Regions from separate parts of the Mus musculus genome. Here regions 2 and 3 are each linked to region 1. The links are chromatin loops, found by intact Hi-C in ENCODE. Cell type or tissue: heart. All regions are shown on one strand.

What was found. Hi-C counts contacts between places; a loop is a spot of excess contacts. Peaks named below come from ENCODE experiments on the same cell type or tissue, not always from the same donor. Only the 100,000 strongest peaks of a DNase experiment are listed, where the experiment ranks them.
Region 2: it touches region 1 in a loop (2.7-fold over the local background); 7 of 42 quality-filtered maps call a loop at or near these places.
Region 3: it touches region 1 in a loop (3-fold over the local background); 9 of 42 quality-filtered maps call a loop at or near these places.

The regions. Positions count from the first base shown.
Region 1 is chr14:20,870,015-20,878,014 of GRCm38, forward strand. No RefSeq gene overlaps it. Among named protein-coding and RNA genes, the nearest start is that of Gm30212, 14 kb to the right of the region's middle. In heart, a CTCF peak has its summit at 3,509 (motif pointing left); DNase peaks (open chromatin) are centred at 1,677 and 3,497; H3K4me3 peaks cover 841 bases; H3K27ac peaks cover 541 bases.
Region 2 is chr14:20,719,978-20,727,977 of GRCm38, forward strand. It overlaps Zswim8 (zinc finger SWIM-type containing 8), which reads left to right. Exons shown (of 26, transcript NM_027996.3): 20 at 1-59; 21 at 1,194-1,682; 22 at 1,893-2,052; 23 at 2,166-2,342; 24 at 2,483-2,602; 25 at 2,851-3,029; 26 at 3,162-3,642. The coding sequence ends at 3,365. Ndst2 (N-deacetylase/N-sulfotransferase (heparan glucosaminyl) 2) reads right to left here. Exons shown (of 15, transcript NM_010811.2): 7 at 7,510-7,638; 8 at 7,201-7,383; 9 at 7,017-7,113; 10 at 5,597-5,720; 11 at 5,302-5,476; 12 at 4,931-5,101; 13 at 4,734-4,843; 14 at 4,484-4,586; 15 at 3,753-4,383. The coding sequence ends at 4,258. Among named protein-coding and RNA genes, the nearest start is that of Ndst2, 11 kb to the right of the region's middle. In heart, a CTCF peak has its summit at 4,293 (motif pointing right); DNase peaks (open chromatin) are centred at 1,594, 2,956 and 4,134; H3K4me3 peaks cover 716 bases; H3K27ac peaks cover 1,186 bases.
Region 3 is chr14:20,733,612-20,741,611 of GRCm38, forward strand. It overlaps Ndst2 (N-deacetylase/N-sulfotransferase (heparan glucosaminyl) 2), which reads right to left and starts at 951. Exons shown (of 15, transcript NM_010811.2): 1 at 604-951; 2 at 1-33. It overlaps Camk2g (calcium/calmodulin-dependent protein kinase II gamma), which reads right to left. Exons shown (of 21, transcript NM_001360186.1): 18 at 5,716-5,791; 19 at 5,238-5,332; 20 at 3,648-3,892; 21 at 1,262-3,241. The coding sequence ends at 3,660. In heart, CTCF peaks have their summits at 800 (motif pointing right) and 3,899 (motif pointing right); DNase peaks (open chromatin) are centred at 990, 2,490, 2,580, 3,830 and 3 weaker places; H3K4me3 peaks cover 1,709 bases; H3K27ac peaks cover 3,458 bases.

The sequences.
Region 1 (8,000 bases):
AAAAACTACTAGGAAATAAGGAAAGTCGTGAAGGTGTTTCCAGAGGATTCACTAAACAGGGAAGACCTGCTCTGCATATGGGTGCCACCATCCTATACATTGGAGACATAAATGGAATAGAAGGGGTGACAAGGAAGCTCTCTGTATGCTGCTTCTGATTATCGTGAAGTGAGTCTTTGTGCCCTACGATGCTCCTGTGATGAGCTGGAAACTCTGAGGCCAAGGAAGCATGCTCTCTCTCAAGTTGTTTTGCTTAGATTCCTGCTCACATACAACAAACCCTACCCAGGGCTTCTGTTATATATTAACAAATAGCACATGGAACAAAGGGATTTGTGCCAGGTACTCCGGGGGATGTTGTGTGAGGTTGATTTCTTGACTATGACAAAACTGCTCAGATTCTTTAAGTGTGCTGTGGACAGGTTAAATGTCCAGAATTCACAACTTAGTACTAAAAGTCCCTGTGGCCAGATATATTTGGAATTTAAGGCTTTTCCAGATCTTAATATGGTAATAATGAGAATGCACTATTTATTCCATAGTGTTCTGCAGAGCGAGGTAAGGCCCCGTGATCAAACACATTCTTCTACAGCAAATACATGGATATTTATCTGAATACACCGGACAGAAGATATCAACTTTATTCTGCATTATAATTATTTTAATTTTTAGGCCTTTCTGGAGCGTGACACTGGATATGATGGTGAACTTGCACTGGGTGTTTTTCCCTAAACATCTAGAAAGACTAATGGGCCTCTTTTGTTTTATTCTCTTGGGGTACCAGGGATAGAATCCAGGGTCTTATGCATGCTAGACAAGTGATCTACCATGGAGTTATGTCTAGCCCAAATTTCACAGACCTTTGAGTATATCTGCATCTACACAGTCAAACACTACCCTTTGCCCTCTCCTGTGTTGATTAGATGAGGTGAATATCCTGGTGGCTGAAGAAGTAGGGAGAAGCTGAGTACCTAAGATTGTTAAATGGAGCCTGTATATCTGGCTGGGGAGTTATGGCAGGCAGGCACTAGGTGAAAAGGAAGGACATAAATAACAATGTTTTGGAAATAAATATGTTATTGTTGTTTTCTTACAAATGTTTTAAAAATGTAGATTTACTTATTTTATAGGTATGGGTGTTTAGCGCCTATATGTATGTGCAATATGTGTGTGCCTAGTGTTCATGGAATTCAGAAGAGGGTATTAGACTGCCTGAAACTAAAGTTAGAGATGGTTTTGAGTTACCACGTGGATGATGGCAAAGAAACCCAGGTCTTCTGCAGTAACAGCAAGTGCTCTTAGCCACTGGCCCATCTCCTGCCCTTTATGGCTGATTTCCTTTTTGTACTCCTTTAGTTTTTCAGATGCCCTTTAAAAACTACAAACTTGGCTGGGCCAGGGTGGCATGTCCTCTAATACCAGCCCTTGGGAGGTAGAGGGAGTTGGATCTCTGAGTTCCAGGTCATCCACAACTATGTAGTTGAGACCGTATTTAAAAAACAAACAACCAAGAAAAATGCCCCTCTCTTTCTATCTTACTGTTGTTTTCTACTCTAAGAAGTTATTGCTCTTCAGAGGAGACAGGACCAGGGCTGATGCTCATCCTAAGGGCAAGACCTTGGGTTCCTGGGAAGATAACTTCCTGTTGTTTTGGCCCAGAACTGAGGTAGGGTGGGTGGAATGCAGGCTTGAGGCCAGTGTCTCCCTGGAGGATTTCCAAGAAGACTTCCTGATTTAACAAAAACAATACAAACACAGGGAAAACTCTGGAGCCTAAGAGGAGATACCTCTGTGAGAGGAGATACCTCTGTGATGGAGGTTTGTACAGAGAGCAGCCCCAGGTCAGGGTGTCCTCTCTCTGTGTGTCCTGATGCTTAAAGAAAAAATATTGTTATTGTTATTATTTATTAGTTATTTATTTTGGGCTTTTCAAGACAGGGTTTTTCTGTGTACCTGTGGCTGTCCTGGAACTCACTCTGTAGAACTCAGAGATCTACCTTCCTCTGCCTCCCAAGTGCTGCTATTAAAGACATGAGGCACCACCGCCTGTTTTTATTGTTATTGTGTGTGTGTGTGTGTGTGTGTGTATGTGTGTGTGTGTGTATTTGGGGATATGTGCACGTCAATGCGGGAGCCTCTGGAGATGGAGTTACAGCAGGAGGTTGTGAGCTGCTGGGACCTGAAGTAGGGTCCTCTGGAAGAATAGCAAGAACTAGTAATTGCTGAGCCATCTCTCCAGCTCTCAATCTGTTCTTTTAAGCAGCTAAGATGATTTTCCAAGTCTGTCATAATGGATGCCTTTAGTCCCAGCTACTCTGGAGACTGGGGTGAGAGAGTCACTGAGGTCTAAGAGTTTGAGACCAACCTGTACAATATAGGAAGAGTCTTAAGAAGCAAAATCCAACCCAAGCCAACAAAACAGAGTTATTTTCTTACGATGACAGGTAATTTCGAATCCTCTTCTTTCCTCTCCCTCATTGCACAGTTGATATACCGTGTCATAGTGGCCTAGGCCATAAGATATGGTAGTGAAGAATGAGAAATTCATTAGTAGGGCCATTTGACAATTGGCCTTTAAATAGAGGATAATTAGACCATATATGTGTGAGGTCGAGCCTGGATCACAGAGCTCCACTAAGCTGTACTCAGAGGGGTCAACAGAAGATACTACACATCCTAACCCTGGCCCCATTATCAGCACTATATTGTGCTACAATTTTATAATATTTTCATACAACTTATATAAGTTGCCCTACTATGTTATAAAACAACATATGTGGAGAGACACTCAAATATACATGTAACTATGTAGGTGTAGTATGTGTTTGTGTTACAACTTTAATTTGCTAAGTCATAACAATTAAAATATACTACAACTTTAATATTTTTGCATTTATTTATTTATGTGGGGGAGAGGTTGTATAGGTACATGCATAGAGGTTACAGGACAATTCGCAAGACTCAGTTCTCTCTACTGTGTGGATCTCTGGAGATCAATCTCAGGCCATCAGGTATGGTGGAAAGACGATCCCCCAGTCATCTTCGCTCACCTAATTTTAGTAATCTTTTTTGGTACTTAACAAATGTATCCTGAGCCTTAAATATTAAGATATATATGTGTGTGTGTATATATATGTGTGTGTATATATATATATGTGTGTGTGTGTATATATATATATATGTGTGTGTGTGTGTGTGTATGTGATGTGTACTATATACTAAATACTACAATACTATATATTATAAATTACACATTGTATAATATATACTTTATTTAAATTATAGTATAAATTATATTAATATAGATTAATGTAATACAATTAGTCTGGCCTTGTTTTCTTCTCTGATAAGGGTAAGGGGAGCTTCAAGGAGGAGACCAGAGTGTCTGGCCTAGCTGGACACTTGGGTCAAGATCACCTAAAGTTTGGTATGTTCTGCCTGCTGCTGGGCCCTGTTTTTCAGTTTCTCCCAACGCTGGCTTCATCTACGTCACGCTGGCGCCCTCTCCTGGGTGAAATATGACAGTGGATAGGAAAGTGCTCACGCTGCTGGCTGGAAAAGGAGAAACTTCGTGGAATGGCTTTTGGGCACTGTGATGGGACCCTGGGTGGAAAGAGACTTGGAGAAGGGACCTATTTAATTCAAAGCTATGTATGCCACGCTTGGGGTTTAGGAAGTTGTTCTGAGATCGGCAATGAGGGTCCAGACTATTGAGAGAAATGCTTTACTGTTAGAAATTCAAGATTCATTTCTTTCCCTTCTGCTTCCTGACTCCTTCTGATGACTGTGAAGTACCTGGCATCCAGGAGCAGAACAGCCATCCTCCTCCGTGCAGTGAGATGGGTTGTGAATTCTCAGGAGGAGGGGAGGAGGAATTCTTGCTGAGGCCACCTGGCCAAGGCTGAGCTCTCTTGCCTTTTAGTAAATAAACAACATTGTTTGGAGGGTGCAGGGGTCTTAGCCGTTTAGTAAAAGTACGTCTTCACTGCGAATGTGGGGGTTATCTCTGTGGGGTACACAATAGGATTTAGGCCTCCCAGTCCTTCTCCTCAACATATTGGTGAGCAAGTGAGTCCCAGTGAGCTTCTGAGATAAAAATAACACAGGGAGCCCGTGGCTTAGTGCAGCTGCTGTGGCGGGTGCTTTGACCGAAGCTGGTATCAAGTTATTGGGGAAAGAGATAGGTCTTTGAAGGCTGATATCACCAAGGCAGAAGTTTTAGTCATTACAAGCAAAACAGTTTGTACTGGCACAGCTTGCTTTGCCCTTCACCCCAACCTCCTCCAACATTACAATTCCTTTCATTATTGAAAATGGAAGCTCTAAACTGCGCAACAAGCAGTTCTTTTTCTAGTCTAGAGCTTGCAGAGTCCTAAACACGGTTTAGTTTTATACAGTCAAAGAGCACTAGTGTGTGAAGCTCTGGGACCTTAAGGTTACCCAGTTTGGGAATAACGTGGATACCAACTTGCTAGTCTTGTTTGCCTACTCTGCCTCCCTTCCTCCCTCCCTCTCTCCTTCCCTCCCTCCCTTCTTTCATTCCTTCTTCCTTAGTGTTGCTCTGAGCCTGTCAGCAATGGTGGCAGAACTAACCTCTAAGGTCCATGAAACAAATTGCAAAGCTCCTGAAAGCATACCTTCCTCTGCCCATGTGCCTAAATTATCCCTAGAGGATTGATGCCACAAGCCCTTGCTTGGTTTTGGATCCAATAGGAGTGTGGCCACTTTATTGATGGATAAGAAAGAGAAAAGGCAGAGCGGCAATAAATAAATAAACAAACGAACAAACAAATAAATAAATAAGCAAACAAAAGTATCTTTAGGAAGCAGTGTATGTCTAAGAATTAGGTCCGCTTTGACTGATGAACAAAGTGGATTTATTTGAAAAATAAATTCGGACTCATTATCAGATAAGTAGTAGAAAATTGTTCCTGAGGCACTAGGGAACAAACTTAAGACCGAATGAATTCTGGGCAAGCATTCTATCAATATAGGGTGAATTGGTTAATACATGCTATAGATCCTGAATACTGGTGTATGTGTGTGTGTGTGTGTGTGTGTGTGTGTGTGTGTGTGTGTGTGTGTGCAGGTGTGTGAAGGTATGTGAAGGTGTGTGCAGAGGCCACAGTCCAACTTCAGTATCACTCCTCAGCATCACCTCTGAGACAGTCTCCCATTGGAGCCTGAGACTTCCTGACTGAGGTAGACTGGCTACCCAGTGAGTTTCCAGGATCTTCCTGTCTCTGTCTACTCAGCATTGGGATTCCAAATGCTCATCACTAGGCCTGGTCTTTTGTCTAACTGGAGAGCAGGTCCTCCTGCTTGTACAACAGGCATGCCAATGACTGAACTATCTCCCAATATGCAGAAGAGGACTTAAATCAAATATATAGCTTAATTCATTATAGGACAAAACCACACATCTTTAAAAAAAATAAATCTTGGGCTGGAGAGATGGCTCAGCGGTTAAGAACACTGACTGCTTTTCCAGAGGTCCTGAGTTCAAATCCCAGCAACCACATGGTGGCTCACAACCATCTGTAATGAGATCTGGCGCCTTCTTCTGGTGTGTCTGAAGACAGCTACAGTGTACTTATATATAGTAAATAAATAAATCTTAAAAAAAAATCTTTGCAGCATCTCCAAAAATCCCATCAGATATCTGTGCCACACCATGAGCACCACTCCTCCCACGAAGTACCCCTCTCTGGATGGTTTTTGTTTTTGTTTTTGTTTTTGTTTGTTTTTTTGAGACAGGGTTTCTCTGTGTTGCTCTGTCTGTCCAGGAACTTGCTTTGTAGACCAGGATGGTCTTGAACTCACATAGATCACCTACCTCTGATTCCTGAGTCCTGGGACTAAGGTGTGTGCCACCACATACACTTACTCTCTGGAGTTTTGTAACAATCACATGACGTGCATTTGGGATAAGATATTTGCAATATCTTATCTTATTATATTTTCTTAGAATTAATATATTATTATATGCAATATATTATAGTATACCTTGCATTATCTTAGGATTAATATCTTGAATGTTCAACGAATTCCTGCACATTGAAGAAAAGGACCAGAAATCTGATTAAAATTGAGCAACAAATATAGTAGTAAATTAAAATTAGAAATCCAAACGGCTGACAACGGGACGAGAGATGGAGCTCAGTTAACAGAGTGCTTGCCTAGTGTTCGGGAAGCCCTGAGTCTGACTCCCACGCCTCTGTAATCCCAGAATGGGGAAGTCGAGGCAAAAGGATTAGAAAGCCAAGATCATCTTCATCTACCAGTAAACCGAGTCCACCCTAGGGTACAAGAGACTCTACCTCAAGCAGAAAAGAAAGGATTAAAAACTTAAGTGATGAGAGTAGCTGACAAACATGGAAAGATGGACTGAAATGGAGATCTCTGGTTTCTTTAATAACTCAGTTGTGGCGCGTGCATGCCCTCTCACAAGACAGCTTCCTGAAGAACATCACATGCCACAACTGAGTTGTTAAAGAAACCAGAAATTTCCACTTCAATGGATGCTCAATCTTAGAGCACTTTAAGCAATGTAAATTAAGTTATGAGGTCTTACACAATAGAAGAATACATGATTACTGTATGTGAGTCCAAGGGCTTAATTCCCAGCACAAAGCAACGACAATAATAATGAAAACAAGTTATTATCACTTTGTACCGATAGGGTCACAGCAAAGTAAGACGTGACAGGTAATCCACCGAGTGTGGCAAGGATGTGAGGGAAAAGGAACCAGGAGTGTCAGTGAAGGCTTGTAAAGCTATTCTGGATGCCATCTGACTATATTTCATGAATTTAAACATACATATGCCTAACGAGCCAGCAATCTCATACACGGCACATGAGCAAGCGTATTCATCAGAGGGGTAGATATGGAAACAGGTTGGTGTTCACCGGAGAAGCAGAAAAGTAAAGTGTCTGAATACACACACACACACACACACACACACACACACACACACACAGCAGTTTCATATAGCAGTCAGCTATGGTATAATACTAGTTACAGAGGCTAAAGTCATATCTATTCATTAAACTGTACTATGGCTTTTTTTTTTTTGGAGTGCCTATATACCCAAAGGATTTACACATTATATATGTACATATCTTATGGGTTAGGGAGAAGGATAAGCAAGGTCACAAACCAGGAAACCAGGAGTGATACCTACTAACGATGGGCATGATGTTACCATGAGCTAAAGAAATTTATCTTTGTGCTTTAATCCCAGTACTTGAGAGGCAGAGACGTGAATCTCTGTCTTTCCGGCCAGCATGGGCTACATAGAGAGACTTTATTTTAAGAAAGAAGACAAAACAAAACAAAACAAAACAAAACAAAACGAAGGAAAGAAAGGAAGAAGGAAGGAAACTTTGCGTCTCTGTAGCACAGGAGAAAAACTGCCCTCAAAAATCTCACAGAAGGTGGGTATGGTGGTGTACACCTTTGATCCCGCCACTTGAGAGGCAGGAGCAGGTAACCTCTGTAAATTCAAGACCAACTTGATCTACAGAGTAAGGTTCATGACAGCCAGGGCTACATAAACCACAACACCCTCCCCACAAAAAAAGAACCCAATGGGAGGCAGAGGCAGAGGCAGAGGCAGAGGCAGAGGCAGAGGCAGAGGCAGAGGCAGAGGCAGAGGCAGAGGCAGAGGCAGAGGCAGAGGCAGAGGCAGAGGCAGAGGCAGAGGCAGAGGCAGAGGCAGAGGCAGAGGCAGGTGGATTTCTGAGTTCGAGTCCAGCTTGATCTACAAAGTGAGTTCCAGGACAGCCAGAACTATACAGAGAAACCCTGTGTCAAAAAAAACCAAAAAACAAAACAAAACAAAAAACCAAAAAAAACCCCACCCCCTCAAAAAAAAAAAAAAAAACCAAAAAACACAACAAGAAACAAAATTAGCACACAAAAGTTTCACATTGGAGATGGCAAAATGGCTCAGCGGGTAAAGGTCCTTGCTGCCAGGCCTGATGATGTGACTTGGAT
Region 2 (8,000 bases), 150 kb before region 1:
ATGCCCACGCACTGAACCCCAATGAGATTCAGCGGGCCTTGGTGCAGTGCAAGGAACAGGTACTTCCAGATTTCAGCCCTCCGGGCATGGGGGAACATCACCGAACATTTTTCCTCTAAAAATGTGTTTGTGTGTGTGTACGTGTGTGTACATGATGGAGTGGGGGTATGTGCCACATTGTATGCGGAGGTCAGAGGACAGCTTGTTCAAGTTTGTTCTCTCCTTATACCATGTGGATCCTAGGAATCAAACTCAAGTTGTCAGACTTGGCAGCCTGCCCTCCCTCCTCCTCTCCCTCGCTCTCTTCCAAGAGGTCTAAGTTTCTATGCGGAGCTTGAACTTACAATTCGGCTTCAGCTTTCTGAGTAGCTGGGACATCTATTATTTGCGGGTTAGGGACCTTCCCTTGATTCCGTCAGATGCAGGAGTTTATGAAGAATCTAATTTTTTCTCTCATTGTAACATTTCACATATTGCAGGTTGAGTATCTGTTAGGTTCAAGATTAGAAGTGTTTTGGATTTTAGGTTTTCAGAGTATTTTCTTAAACCTGAGTGATCTTGGGGATGGGACCCAAAACTAGGTTTGAAATTTTTATTTCATATGTTAATTACGTACACATCCTAGAGATAATCTTGTGTCTCTTGGCCTCTTTCTCGTGTATGTATGTATGTATGTATGCATGCATAGGAATTGGATCCAGGGCCTCATGCAGACCAGGCAACCAACTGACTTAGTCTCCAGCCTTGTTTGTGCACGAAGGCATATTTCATGGTATTTTCCTCTTGAGGTATCAATGAGCCTTGCCATTCAAAAAGTTTCTGATTTTAGTGTTTTCCATTTTCAAATTAGGAATACATACTATGTGTTGTATTCTATTGTGTGTGTGTGTGTGTGTGTGTGTGTGTGTGTGTGTGTGTGTATGCATGCATGCGTTCTGCTATAATCCTAAAGCTAGGATCAATTCCATCACAACACACAAGCAAATAGAAGGCTGACTACTCAGGGCTCAGGCTGATTCCTGAGTATGATGAGCTTTGGGTGTGCACGAGGGAACAATTATTTGTTTGGTGCCTGTGTGAAGTTCTCACTGCTGTTAGTCAGTGAGTCAGTCAGTGCTTTGCCCTCTGATGCCCCTCAACCAGTCCTCCTTCCTGGGTAGGGCCTCTCCCCCTAATGCTTTGCTCCTTTCCAGGATAACCTGATGTTGGAGAAGGCCTGCATGGCCGTGGAAGAGGCAGCCAAGGGTGGGGGCGTATACCCTGAAGTGCTGTTTGAGGTTGCTCATCAGTGGTTCTGGCTTTATGAGGAGACAGCAGGCGGCTCGTCCACAGCTCGTGAAGGGGCTACAAGCTGTAGTGGCAGTGGGATGAGGGCCGCTGGGGAGGCTGGGCGGGGACTCCCTGAGGGTAGGGGTGCCCCAGGGACTGAACCTGTTACAGTGGCTGCGGCAGCAGTGACAGCAGCAGCCACAGTGGTTCCGGTCATCTCAGTGGGGTCCAGTTTATATCCAGGTCCAGGACTGGGGCATGGCCACTCCCCTGGCCTGCACCCCTACACTGCTCTCCAGCCCCACTTGCCCTGCAGCCCTCAGTACCTCACCCACCCAGCTCACCCTGCCCACCCTATGCCTCATATGCCCCGGCCTGCCGTCTTCCCTGTGCCCAGCTCTGCATACCCACAGGTGAGTCTGGTGTTTCACAGATGGTGTGAGGCATGTGGAGAACACTAGTTCATAGGGTTGCAGTACTTTGGGTGTGTACTAGGGCTGTCCAGGAGCCCTGGTAAGGTGGTGGGAAATGGGAGACCAAGGCAACTAAGTAAGAAATGTAAGAATGCCTGTTTGTTACCTAACCAGGCTTAGTATCTGCTCTCCTTTTGCCATCTACTATAGGGTGTGCATCCTGCATTCCTGGGGGCGCAATACCCTTACTCAGTGACTCCTCCCTCGCTTGCTGCCACAGCTGTATCTTTCCCTGTCCCTTCCATGGCTCCCATCACAGTCCATCCTTACCACACAGAACCAGGGCTCCCACTGCCCACCAGTGTGGCCTGTGAGTTTCGGGGACAGGGAGCAGGTGAATGGAGGGGAGGTGCGCTGAACATGGGAGGGAGGGAGGGCATCTCCTGCACCTCTTCTCTCACATGGCTTTCCATCTCCCCTCAGTGAGCAGTGTCCATCCAGCATCTACGTTTCCAGCCATCCAGGGTGCCTCACTGCCTGCTCTGACCACACAGCCCAGCCCTCTGGTAAGCGGGGGTTTTCCACCACCCGAAGAGGAGACACACAGTCAACCGGTCAATCCACATAGCCTGCACCATCTGCATGCTGCTTACCGTGTTGGTAAGAAGTCCCTTTCTGTACTCCTACCTACAGCTGAGTGAAGTGAGGGGCTCTTCATTTGTTTACTGTGGGTCAGGTACCAGGATGGGGGAGAAGGTGAAGGGTATATATCCGATTGTGTGCCCATCTGTGTTTCCTAGGGATGCTGGCACTGGAGATGCTAGGTCGCCGGGCACACAACGATCACCCCAACAACTTTTCCCGCTCCCCCCCTTACACTGATGATGTCAAATGGTTGCTGGGGCTGGCAGCAAAGCTGGGTAACACCTCCCCTCCTCAGGACCATTGTCCCCCTGTTTCCCTTCCCTTCCTATCCCAGACCTCCTTCCTAGCTCTTACTCAGAGTTGAGGCCTTGGTCGGGTATGTGTGCGAGCGCAGGGGGGTGGAGGATTACCTCAGCTCCTGGGGTGGAGGGTGGATCTCTGTAGGGCTAGAGCTGAGATATATGAGTGGGTCCCTAGGGCAGAGGTGGCCACCCCCGTCTCATGCCCCTCCCCTGCCCCTCAGGAGTGAACTACGTGCACCAGTTCTGTGTGGGGGCAGCCAAGGGGGTGCTGAGCCCGTTTGTGCTGCAGGAGATCGTCATGGAGACGCTGCAGCGGCTGAACCCCATTCATGCCCACAACCACCTTCGAGCCCCGGCCTTCCACCAACTGGTGCAGCGCTGTCAGCAGGCATACATGCAGGTGATAACTCAGGAAGTATGGAGAAAGGTGGAACACCTCCTGGGCAGTTGGATCAGATCCCTCAGCATGTAAGGGAAGTGGGGCCCCGGTTGTATGTGCTTTGTGCTGATTCCCCTCCAACCCACCCTCCAGTACATCCATCACCGCTTAATTCACCTGACTCCTGCCGACTACGACGACTTTGTGAATGCAATCCGCAGCGCTCGCAGCGCCTTCTGCCTGACACCCATGGGCATGATGCAGTTCAACGACATCCTACAGAACCTCAAACGCAGCAAACAGACCAAGGAGTTGTGGCAGCGGGTCTCTCTGGAGATAACCACCTTCTCCCCCTGAGTCTGGTCCCTGGAGGGCCCTATTTAGGGACACAGGCCTGTGGCTATGGGGAGCCCTCACACAGAGGGTCAGGCGACTCTTGGCTGGACAGATCATCCCCACTCAATTCCCTTGTAGCCCAGACTGGCAGCTGCTCTTGGGCTGTAGCTTGGGGCCAAGATGTCTCAGACCTTAGAAGTCTAGGGTTGGGGGAGACAGCTTTGTCTGGGAGAGGGCGTTGGGTGGCCTCTGGTATTTATTTGGCATTTATAAATATATAAACTCCTTTTTTACTCTATTTTCTGGGTCTTTGCCTTCTTCCTTGTGTAGAAGAGCTGTGAAAAGACAGCTGATACCTGCTGTAGTTTAGGGTTTGTTTTCCCCTACTGCAATGAAGCAGACAAAACAGAAAAATAAGGATGTTTATTAAGGACATTTCTAGCCCACAGCTAGGGCTCATATATGGCTCTATGAGCAACTGTCTGACCTCATCCCCATTCAATGTGAATGACATTAGAGAGGCCAGGCCACAGGTAGATCCCACTGTCTTGACTAAAGAGGCCATAGCGAAGGGGCCTCTCAGGGGTAGGCATTGACAGGTAAACTGCTGGGCACGAGGAAGGAAACCACTGAATATGGTCTTCTTACCCCTTCCCAGGACCCTCTTCCTCACCTCCCAGGTTCATAGGTCAAAGGTACCTAGTACCATGGGGGGATGCCAAGGGAAGCCCCTTTATTAGGTCCCAAAACTATGGGAAAGAGATGGATCCCCTCCCTTTTCAGCCATTCCAATCCTGGGGGCCACTGAGGTAGAGGGGTAAGGGGCCATGTTAATCCCCCTGTGGGTTCTGCTCTAAGACTTGCCCCTCAGTGAAGTTAGCAGGCTTTTTGCTGGTAAAGAAAGACTGGGGCATCAGCCCACACTGGAATGTTGCAATTCTTCCCGAAGCCACAAGGGGGCTGGCTGGCCAAGCCGACTCAGCAGCTTTGATAGCTCCAAATTATGGTTCCGGAAAAAATCCGTAAGGAAAAGGCGAGACTGATGGGAGAAAAAAGTGAGAGGAGAAACAAATAGTAAAAGATACAGCAAGGTCAGACCCTGGAGGTGGAGTGGCAGCTGTAACCCAGGTTCCACTTACCTCCATGTCCATGTCTGGGTACCTCCGGCCTTTGCTTCTCCCAAGACAGCGAGTCTTACCACCTTCAAGGCCCTGGCACCAAAATCCTTTATCTTCATCAAACCTACTCAAAGGAGCAGGCCGTCAGGTGTCAGCAAGAAGGGTACTCAAGGCACCGACCCTCCTTGCCCAGGGAGAGATGTCTCTTCCAAACAGAACCTCTTTCCCTTTCCCCATAAAACCTTCCTTCCCTTGGCTTATGCTCTCCCACCTGAGGGTCCTCGTGTAGTTCAGAAAGGGGGTGATACCCAGGAACTTCTGGATGATCTCCATTGAGGCTGCCGGGTTGACACGAAGCTCCTGCCCATCCATAATCAGCAACTGAAGGGACAGGGATGCGGTTCCCTTTCAGTTGTTAAGAAGACTGGGATGAGGGATGGGATGCCCTAATAACGGCTTTTGTCGTACCTGTCCAGAGGGATAGTAAGTCAGCCAGCGTTGAAGATGGGTAGAATAGTAGCCAGGAACAAGACAACGGTTCTGCAAGGAGCGAAGTAGCAGAGGGGCCTGAGAAGAAGCTGAAATCACTTGGTAGAAGGTGTAGTTCAGAGCAATGGGGTCTCCATGTGCTCGCTGGTGCTGCAGGACAGAAAATACAAAGGGATAAGGTGCTCATTTGACAATGGCTCTGGCCATACTCTTGTCTGGTGACAACAGCATTGGTACCTCTCCTTAAGGGCTAGTTTAGTTTCCCGACTCTCATTCCTTTCTGTGTCTCTAGCAGGAACTACCTTCTCCACCTCTCCCTGAAGGCCCAATGCCCCTCACTTGAGACACACCTGGTACCAGGAGTAGGCCCTGTCAGCAGGGTTGATAAGCACAGTGATTATCTTGGCTCTTGGCAGAAGGGCAGCCCCCCGCCGTGGTACGACCTCCGAGTCAAAGTAGGTGGCACTTTTTTCAAACAGGAAGTCAGTGCTGGCATTGGAAGGAACAGGGAAGAAGTCCATGTACCTAGAGAGAAGCAGAGGAAAGAGATCTCAGTGGCAAGCCCAGAGGCGAGCTGGCGAGGCTGGCTATCTGCTGGAGAAGGCTGTGCAGCTCTGAGGAACAAGCAAGGGGACCCAGGCTCACCAGTCGATCCCCTTGTGGTAATTAGGGCCATTGAAGAACTGAATCTCCTCAAAGGTGCTGGGGCTGGGAAAACTGCTTGTGACAGCTGGGTGCAGGCTCAGGAAGAAGTGAATAGCCGTGGTGCCTGCAGGAAGAGAAAGGTCAGCCTGGTCCAAAAGCAGCCTGCCCAACAGCAGGAGCTTGAAGGAAGTAAGGAAATACTCACTTGTGGGTTGTAAAACTCCCTTCAGCCAAAGCAAAGGGAGAGAAAGCAAGTCTGAGAGGCCCAGGATGGGGCCAGTGGCTCTCACCCTCCGCCTTATCTGAAGCGCTTGTAGACTCCCCCTCCCTAGCACTCAGGACTGACTCTAGGCCTTTAAAAATGCTTTGCCATAGAGCTGTGGCTTCTGACCTCTTTGCTTTTCTTATTTTGAGGTTAGGTCTTACTAAATTGCCAGGCATCCTTGAATACACTCTGTCCAGGCAGAGGCTAAAGCTCACACTCGCCTGCCTGTGCTTCCCAGAGTGCTGGGACTACAGCCTTTACAACCACGTCTTGCTATCTAATTGACTTTTGAGACAGGATCTTATGTGGCCTACGCTGGCCTCACTTCCTGTATATATAGCAAGTGAGGGCTTCTGATCCTCCCTGCCCTACTATACTAGCTTTATGATGGGGCTGGAATCCAGGGCTCTGTACATGATCAGCAAATACCCCAGCCTCTATTTATCTATCTTTTAAACTCTGTGACAGAACCAGGTAAGTGGCTTACAAATGTAATTACAGTACTTGGAAAACTGAAGCAAAGAGATCAGAGGATTGGGGTTGGCTTGGGCAACGAGACCCTGTTTCAAAAACTAAACAAACAGAGCCAGGCGTGGTGGTGCACGCCTTTAATCCCAGCACTCAGGAGGCAGAGGCAGGTGGATTTCTGAGTTCGAGGCCAGCCTGGTCTACAGAGTGAGTTCCAGGACAGCCAGGGCTACACAGAGAAACCCTGTCTCAAAAAACCAAACCAAACAAACAAACAAATAAAAACAAAAACAAAAAACCAACAACAAAAAAAAATCTAAACAAATAAAAAACACAAAATTAAAAATATATACATTGTAGTGCAACCTTTATTCCCAGCACTTGGGAGGCAGAGACAGGCAAAGATCTCTGGGAGTTTGAGGAGTTCCAGGATAGCCAAAACTACACAGTAAAACCCAAGAAAACCAAAACCCAAACAAAACAAAACACAGTGAAAATAACTGATTCTCTCAAGCTGTCCTGCACATGTGTATACATACATACATACATATATGTGTGTGTATGTGTATATATATATATGCAAGCACACTAAATAATAATTAAAAAAATAAATCCTTTCCTCAAGAGACTTGAATAATGAGAAGTAGGTATGAGAAGGCAGCATAAGATAAACTGTGGACAATTTACCTGTCTTCTGTGGTCCCACAATGAGGAACTTGGGGAGTCGATCACAGGTTTTCTCCTTGGACCAGATATCTTTGTGCCTCTTGTCATCACAGGGATTCTGAAGGTTAGGCCACGAGTCTGATAAGGACTAATCCTCTAACCCTGACCCCCACTCAGATCAGGTCAGCCTGAGCTCCAGCCTTACCTGCCACAGGGGGCTTCGTTCCTGAGGAAAAAGTTCAAAGTACTTTTGTGCAAGAGGGACAGGAGGAAGGGTCTGTAGGCGCAGTCGTGTCCAGCACTGGAGGAAGCGCACCAGGCTCTCAAAGGTGTACAGGCCCAGCCGGTCATTTCCATAGTTTGACAGATGGGTCATAAAGACACTGATCTGCAAGAGGATGCTTACCTGTGAGACTTAGAGAACCCCTGTCCCAGAACCAGCATTGGTGCACAAAGGCTCTGGCTTGACAACACTTTGGCTTTCTAGTCTTCTGGTTTCCTTTTGGCACCTTACCGGATTAAGCAGCACTGTCAGAAAGAGCTCTCCACCTCGGATGCTTCGATCTAGTTCACGAGAACCTCCAGGATACTCATTATAGAAGATCGTGTGGGTGAAGAGGCCACATGTTTGCCGGGGGAGCACCTGAGAGGAAAAGAAGATACAGGGATAGATGCGATGTGAATGGTAAGATGGAGAGCAGATATGGACCAACGTCAGGACGCACTGGAGTTCCCTGGCTTCAGAGAGGCCTGGTTTGAAGTCATAGTAAGAAAATTTACTATATGCAGGGCTGGAAAGATGGCTCAGCAGTTAAGAGCACTGCTTTATTGCTGCTCTTCCTGAGTTCAATCCCCAGCAACCACAAGGTGGCCCACAACCATCTGTAATGGGATCTGATGCCCTCTTCTAGCACGCAGGTGTACATGCAGATAGAGTACACACACATAATCAAATCTTTAAAAATTTTTTTACTATATGCCTTAGCATTTTTTGTGGATACCTTG
Region 3 (8,000 bases), 140 kb before region 1:
CTGTGTTGTAACCACTGTATTTTAGCTTCATACCTAGAGGAAGCCAGTGAGATTTAGAGAGGGGATCATGTGAGAACTTTTGGTGGGGGAGCAGTGGGATGACTAAGTTGGAGGAAGAACATGTGTGTGGCAGTGGAAAGTTTCTGAGGAAGGAGAAACCTAAGGGTCGTCTGCCAAAGTGGGCAGCAAATACAGGGTCAGGGTGGGCTGGAGGTGTGGGCCCACCACTGGAATAAACAACAGGGGCCACGCTGTGGGAGGAAGGACCTGACCTTGAGGATAGAAGGACCCTCCTGCGGGAACTACGGGAAATGGGGAGCCCACAGGTGGGGGAGCTGGAGGGAAAGGGGCAGGGGTGCGGCCGAGAGTTGGCATCCAGACAGGCACTGGGTTTAAGAACCCCGTGTGCCCTGGGCGGAGTGGCCAGAATAAGGCAACTGAGGGGAGGCCAGCGGCTGGGACTCGGGGCAGGGTGCACAGGGCCAGATGGGTGGTCGCCCAGGACGACCCTGCGGGTGGTTTCGGTGGCGACACTCGCAGGAAGTCTGATCGCGAAAACCGAGGGCGACCGTGGACGGGAGACTGCTCTCAAAGATGGCTCACCCGGTGGAGTGGGCGGCGTCCCCGCTGTCCCCGGGCCCTGCCGCGTCCCGGGGCTGCCCGGCTTCCCTGCTCGCGGGGCCTCGGGCCGCGTCGCGGCGGCTCCGCCATCTCCGAGCGAACGCTCCGCCGCAGTCGGGCTCAAGTACCGCTCCCACCAGGGGGAGGCGGCGCGCTGCGGCTCGTGGTGCCCGCTCAGGTCCGCGCGCTCCCCGAGCGTGGCCGCTGCGTGACCGGGACCTGGGATAAGCCGACGGCCCTCCGCAGTGCTCAGCCCAGCCGCAGCCTCCCAGCCCTCCGGCCTCGCGCTCAGCCCACCAGGGTGGACCCCGTCCTCCACGCCGGGTGGCACAGTCTGCGGAGCGTCGGGGCGGGCCCAGGGCCCAGGCCTGTCCACTCAGACCCGCGGAGGAGGGAGCCCGCGTACCAAGGGCGGGGCCACCTCCGCCTGGGGCGGGGCGAAGACTCGGCCCACCGCCTAAGAGGCTACTTCCTCCCTGCCACCCCCCAATACAGCAGCCCAGGCTGAGTTTATGAGAAGTTTTCTTCCTTGCTCCCCAAGGGAATGGGCAAAAAGATGTTCGTCTCCTAGTGAAGCCTTGTCACGCAGGCTGCTAAAATCTAAGCCCACGGCTACGAGCCTCCAACAGCAATAACACAATGGACTGTTTAAAGGTTATTTTATTAAATATCTTCAAGGTTTCATTGTAACAAAGCTATGAAGGGACTACCAACATTCAGAACAAACACTATTTTAAATTATTTCTATGTCATCATGCAAAAGTTCTGCATCAAATGCCTTCCATTTCCTGTTTAAAAGGTGGTTTGTTTTTTAAATAGTCTATTAATAGTCTATAGATGCTGACATTAGCCCCAGAAGTGGAGTAAGAACGCTAAGAAGTGGGGCTGGAGCAGCCACATGAAGCTATGGGTCTCAAAGAGCTCTAAGACCATTTGTTGTCTTCAAGCCAGCAAAACCAAACCCTGTGATGAAGGTATCTGTTGGCTGGCACTGCAGGCTGCAGGGCAGGAAGGGTCTAGGGTCCAGGGTCTGAGGCATGCACAAGTGCTTGAGGAGCCTGGCTAAATTCAAGCACCAGCACCCATGCGTTTGTTCTCTTCTCAGCTGGCTCCATACTCTGTAGTTCTCTTTTCCCAGCTCCTGTGCCTCCTGAAGGTCACCCAAGGAGCTGAAATCTACCCCCCCCCCCAATGCAGATAATGTGCAGTTGTTTGGTGGGAGGGAACCAAGACTATGACCAATTGCCTCTTCCATTATCTTCTCTGTTATCTGCCTAAGGTACAGACCTTTTCTTCCTGGAATGGACCTCCTTGAGCACAGAGAGGGACAATGAATGCAGGAGCCTTGGCTCTGGACCCCTTTGTGGGTACATGCAGGCGAGGGGGTGATGCCCATGCAGATTGTCCAGCAGAAAAGTCTATACTTCGGTTGGTCAATAAAGAGCCTCTTTAAAGAGGACACTTCTCACCCAAGCAGTCAGTTCGATCTCAAACCCAGGGAAAGAGTTGGGCGTGCAGCATGGGAAGAAGGGAGGCAGCCCAGAGGGCAGCCAGAATGCATAGAAACAACCACCAACTCTTACCCACTGCCTCACTCCTCCCATCCCACAGGGGCACTTGGCAGAGGGCCCAGGCCTAGATGAGGGTCAGCATGGGGACCACCACCATGAAAATACAAGACAAAGATGGTCCAGATCAGCACACAAACAACTGCCAAAAGTGGCAAAAGGAGCCCTGGCCAACGACTTCTGGATCTCTCCTTGTTATGTCAGGAAAACCAACAGGAAACAAAGTAGCAATCCCTCCCCCTTTCCACCAGCAGAAATCGGGCCTCAGTCTCAGGCCCACGTGCATTGTGCATCCTCTAGAAATGGATGAGTTAAGTGCATGTCAGACGAACTCGAGGTTTCTCATTGGCGGACACACTTCTGCAGCACCAATTCTCTTCCTGTCTACGCTAACTGGACCGGTACAGCAAAGTCCAGGCTTTCAGTCCTGAGGCCACGCCTCACAGCTGCCTCCACACACAGCAGGCTGGCAGTGCTGCATTCTCTCCAATGTAGGTCCAGCGGCCACGGTGTTTGCGTCTTTCTCATACTAGGTGTCAATGCATGGTCTGACGAAGTCCACTCCTAGAACTGGGGTGATCAGGCCACCTCTGGGGCTGCAACCACACCATGGCTTTGTCCATGACCAAAGCTCTGTCAAGAGTCCTTGCCTGGTCCCCCTGAATCCATGGGGGCCTGAGGCCAAGCTCACCTCTTCAATACTGGTGGGTGAGCCCACTGTTCATGCCTGGATGAGCATCACACAAACTCCTGTCTCCTTGCAAGCCAAGGGCTATCAGTTGTTTTAAAACGCATCATGGTATGAATTCCGTTTTTTTAAACAATCTTATTTTCTTTTTTTTTTTTTCTTAAATGTAAAAAACACCTCGGTACAGCAGAGACAGACACGAAGGGCGGGCGGGAGGGCTGCATGCAGGGGCGTGCATTGGCTGCTGCCGCTTTGTAATTGAATTGTTTTAAACCTCAAACGAACAGGACCGCCGCTGTCACTCAGGCCCTCCAGAGTCACTGGCTGCGAAGGTTCAACCTCCAGCTGGAGTCTCCTAATGCCCCTGTCAAACAGAAGAGGAGGTGGGACAGACAGAAGAGGACGGTGAGAACACAGGTAATTCACAGCACACACTTGGCTGTGTCCTTGAGAGGACTGGTACAGGAGAGGCTAACGTTTAAACACAGCACTCTCACATTTGAGGGCCTACTCAGTGCTTTAATATGGTATCTTAATCCTTACCATCCATCCTTTGATAAGTAAAGAAACTAAGGCTCAGCAGGGGAAGAACGCTTGCACCAAATCTGGAGTCTGTCTGATTACAGAGCATAGCTTATCAAAACTACATTGCCCAGTCTGTCCCACCCCTCTGGGAGGGCCCGTACTTCTTCCTAGAGAGCCACCTCCTACCCTTCAGCTATTCAAGCCATCTCTCCCCTTCCCAGTCCCTTCTCCCCAACAAGGAGCACCTGTGGCTGAGCTCACTGTAGCGGTGCGGCAGGGGCCCCTGAGCAGTGATAGTGGACATTGAGCCACTTGCCATCCCGGCGGTGCCACACCCGGGTCTCCTCTGACTGACTGGTGCGAGGCCGACCCTGCCCGTCGATGTACTGAGTGAGCCGGATATAGGCGATGCAAGCTGCGTCCTCCCCAATCACGTGGACGTGAGGGTTTAGGATGGTGGTGTGGATAGGCTTGCTGTTCTTGGACAGGACTGCAGGGGGCAGGGCAAGGAAGGGGAGGTATCAGGCATTAGGCTTGGACACTCACCTTTCTGCCAGGCTGCACCTTCTTGACTCTAGCTCCAGCAGCCATTTCTAGAATCCCCAAGTACCCCAACATCGCCCCACAGAGGCCACGATCCTCCATTGCATTAGTTTCATCCAAAAGGAAGAGAATGTGGGTAACAAGTCTAGCAACCACACTTCATCAGGTATTATGCGGAGGTTTTACATGCAAGAGAAATGTAATTTTTTACTGATATTTTCTTCACTATATGAAGGGAAAAAAAGACTCAAATCAAATAAGATATTTAAACTAAGGACCATGTGGCTCTAATAAAACCTGTGGTTTTTCTACTTGGTTAGGCTGGTGTTTCAAAGTTCTAAACTTATTTTGCCCCTAGCTAAGGCTAGAAGAGAAAAATCATAAGAGCCATACATTCAAAATCAATTTGTGACTTAAAAAGAAAAGGCACATCAAAGTTTGAAATCTCCAAAGCGCCCAGCTCAGGATCCCCCCAAGTTCCCAGGGTTCTCTGGAGCTGGACTGGCACTTCAGCATATGTCTGATTCCCTTTAGTTCATTCCAGTACTACAGCGGCTGCAAGAGACCTCCCCTAGAACGAAGATAAACACTGCTCTGACTACTAGCGTTACTTAGATAGCTAAGGGATTACGAAGGCAGCTACAGTGTGGGACAATCACATGCACAGAGTCAGTGGGGGAAAACAGCCACAACATAAAACCCAGGGCAGAGCAGAGACACGAGGGATAAAGTGGACAAGAAGATGGGAAACTGAAGAATGAGGGTAGAGATGGAGGGCGTGATGATTCCGTTCTGGCACTTGCAGGAGCTTATAGACCTCCCCTATCCAGATGCTCGGCCCCCTCCGTGTCCAGGGCATCCTTGCCACAATCTCTGACCTCACAGTTCACCATTACTGCTCTGTTACTGGCTTACACATTCTTATCCTGTTCGCAATTTCCTTTATTGTGAACCCTGCAGACACAGACCTTCATTATTACTTGCTGAGATCATCTTGAATTAATCTTGAAGAGTTTACAGTCTGTCTTGGAGACAGGTGCTGCTTAAAGAAATACAGTGACCCTAATGGTGATGCTCACCAGCGCCTGATACAGCTGCCAAGTGAACGGGCACTCAGCTTTTGAGCAGTGCCAGTTAAAAGCCACCAGGGACAAGGAAGCGAGCGAACAGAGCAGGATGCAGCGGGAAGGTCAGATAAGGCAAAGAGAGGTAACTAGGGTCAAGGGTGGGTAGGGACAGAGGCAGGGGTAGAGGGGCAGGCAGGAGTTTATCAGCAGCACGAACCCACTCACGATTCTCAAAGTAAAACTTATGGAAATCCATTCCTTCCACGAGGTTACCAAGGGCTTCTGGCTCAAAGGATGTGAGGCCCGGGTCACAAATCTTCCTGCAAAAAAGAGGGCCGAGGGTCGGGTGGAGGGTAAAAACAGCCTGTCAGGCCTCTATGGGACTACAGGTCTTGTTCGTCAGTTGGGTTGAGCTACAGCTGACAAGACAACACTCCTCAGGTTTGACTGCGGAGCCATTAGCAGTCCTCCTCTCCCACCCAGAGTCAGGACGACAGGGCAGGCAAGCAGGCAGGCAGGCTCAGTTGTGGGGAGTCTACCTAGAAGGAATCCGAGCGAGGGAGCGAGCCTATGGACGCAGGGTTTGATTCAGGCAGGGATTAAGGTCCAGACTACACTTGCCACAGGATCAGAGACACTTTTTTTTTTGGGGAAATAGAGGTAGACTTGGGAGACAATCTGAGGGCTATGGGTTTTTACTCACGTGTAGGCCTCAAAGTCCCCATTGTTGATGGCTTCGATCAGTTGTTCTGTGATCTTAATGATTTCTTGTTTTCTCACTGTTGGGAGGAAAAATCCACCAATTTACCTGCTGGGCAACTTCCCAAGGGGCAAAAGAGCCCTCCTCTGTCCTTCAGGGATCCCTTGTGATCTTTGTCAAAGACGTCCTCCTTCTCTGTCTCTTAAGGCCCTGTGTAGGAGGAGGAAGCCCACCCTTCTCGCCCCCTCTTTGGCATCTGAAGAGTTAAGGACTGCCTCCTTCCTACGCCCACCCAGTAGTTATGGACCTGTGACCTCTGCCTCCTCTCCATCAACAACCGGGTTGCAGAAAACATCTAATTGTTTAGCAGCTAGGAGCCTGTGATGTCATTAACCCTCCCTCTAGTCAGAGTCTGTGTATTAGCAGGGCTAGCAACTCTAGATACGGCTGTTCTAACCACTTCTTACACCAGAAAGGGCTCATTCAGGCTGCAAAAATTACTGCACTTGTAGCCCTTATTCAGTGGTCCAGAGCTTAGTCTGCCTGAGAACAAAATCAACCTAGAGATAAAGTTTCAAAAGGATGACCAGAGAGCTAGGTTTGCTGCGTGGATCTTTTTATAACACTCATCTCTCCCATGAGGCTTTTCTGGGATAAGGGATCTTGGGACTTGGAAACCTTTGACAGCTTCTTTCATCTCATGAATAAGCTTCATGAGAGACTAGAAACCTATACCAGCTCTCGCATCAGGATGCGTTCCTATAGAAAATCAAGACAAGACTGAGAGGGAGGTAAGTTGATACCCTCCTTCCCTACCCAAGGGGCACGTGGTGACATCTTTGCTCTCAGGGTTAGCTCACTTACAGAACGAGAGCCACTATTAGCAGGGGGTGTCTCTAACGTAGGGTGAGCTTGGGCTGAGTTCAGGCTAACCCTAACTGTAACTGGAGCCCCAGGCTGGTCCAGGCCACAAGCCTTTCCTCACAGGCGCAAGAGGCTGCAAGACAGACAAATGTGAGCATTAGAACAGTACCAGCATGACGTAGCTGGGCCAGCACAGCTGAGGGCAGTATGGGGGGTGGGGGCAGCATAGCTAAAGGTGAAGCCAGGAGGGACTTCCACAGAGACCACTGACAGGTGGGCAGCCTGAATGGATAAGCAGGGGCTTAGGGAGATAAGCTCTGTCCTTTGTCCAGAGAAGCAAGCAGGTATGTCTACACAACACTTCCCTATGAGTTCCATCAAACTTATCTGGGGGACCTGACTTGGGGCCTGTGGGTGATGAAGATTGGATTTAGGATAGACAGTGTGGGGCAACGAAACCAAGAGAGGTGACTTTAACACAGAAAGAACTACAGACATAAACCTGAATCTTAGGAACCCTGGCAGCTACTACTGTGCTTGAGGTGGGGACCCCCTCACCCCCAACAGATAAGGAAACTGAGGCTCTTGGAAGCTAAGGCACTTGACAGACTGTTGAAAGTAGCATAGCTGGGATTTATGTTTCCTTTGGGGACAGGTCTCACTGTGTAGTTAGACTGGCCCTGAACAAAACGGAGACCCTTAGGCTTCAGCCTCAGGCGCCTGAGTGCTAGGAGTATAACTGTGTACCACCACACTTAGCTAAGATTCAAAATCAGGGCTGTCTCATTCAGAGCCAATGCTCTTAAGATGGCTGAACCACAGAAAACTCTAACCCCAGCACAATTCCTAGGCTGTTGCAATGTGCCCTTGCCCTATTCCCACCTCATGGACCTGACTTCTCATCGTTCTTCCTGGCTGTTGTCAAATCAAAGCCTGCTACACACCCCAGTGGCCTTCTATGTCCCACTTCCACACCGTGGTTTCCCACCCACTCTTCTCTTTCCTGGTCTCCAAATTCAGGCCTGCCTGGGACTAGTGCCTCCAGCTGGCCCCCGCCCCTGGCAGACACCACGCCCCTAAAGCTGACTGACAGGCAGCTGGGCTAGGCTGACTGCTCTTGGGGGAATCCCTGAGGGGCTTCAGGAAGAGCCAGGGAGTTGGAAGCCAGAATGTGCCTCCCTCACACTTACTGGCTGAGGAGCAGAGAGAAGGCTGGGGCTGCATGCCTGCAGAGGGGGCTGTTCTGTCCCGGGGGCTCCGTCCTTCAGGCACCAAGCTGCCATTCCCAGTGCGGAGTGGGGCAGCTAGCCAGCCAGGGCAGGGCAGGGCAAGGCAGAGCAGCCAAAACAAACAGAATAAGGCAGGTGAGCGAGCAAGCCGGACAGGACCCAAGCCACTGGCACTGCAGAGCCGGGGCGAGGTGA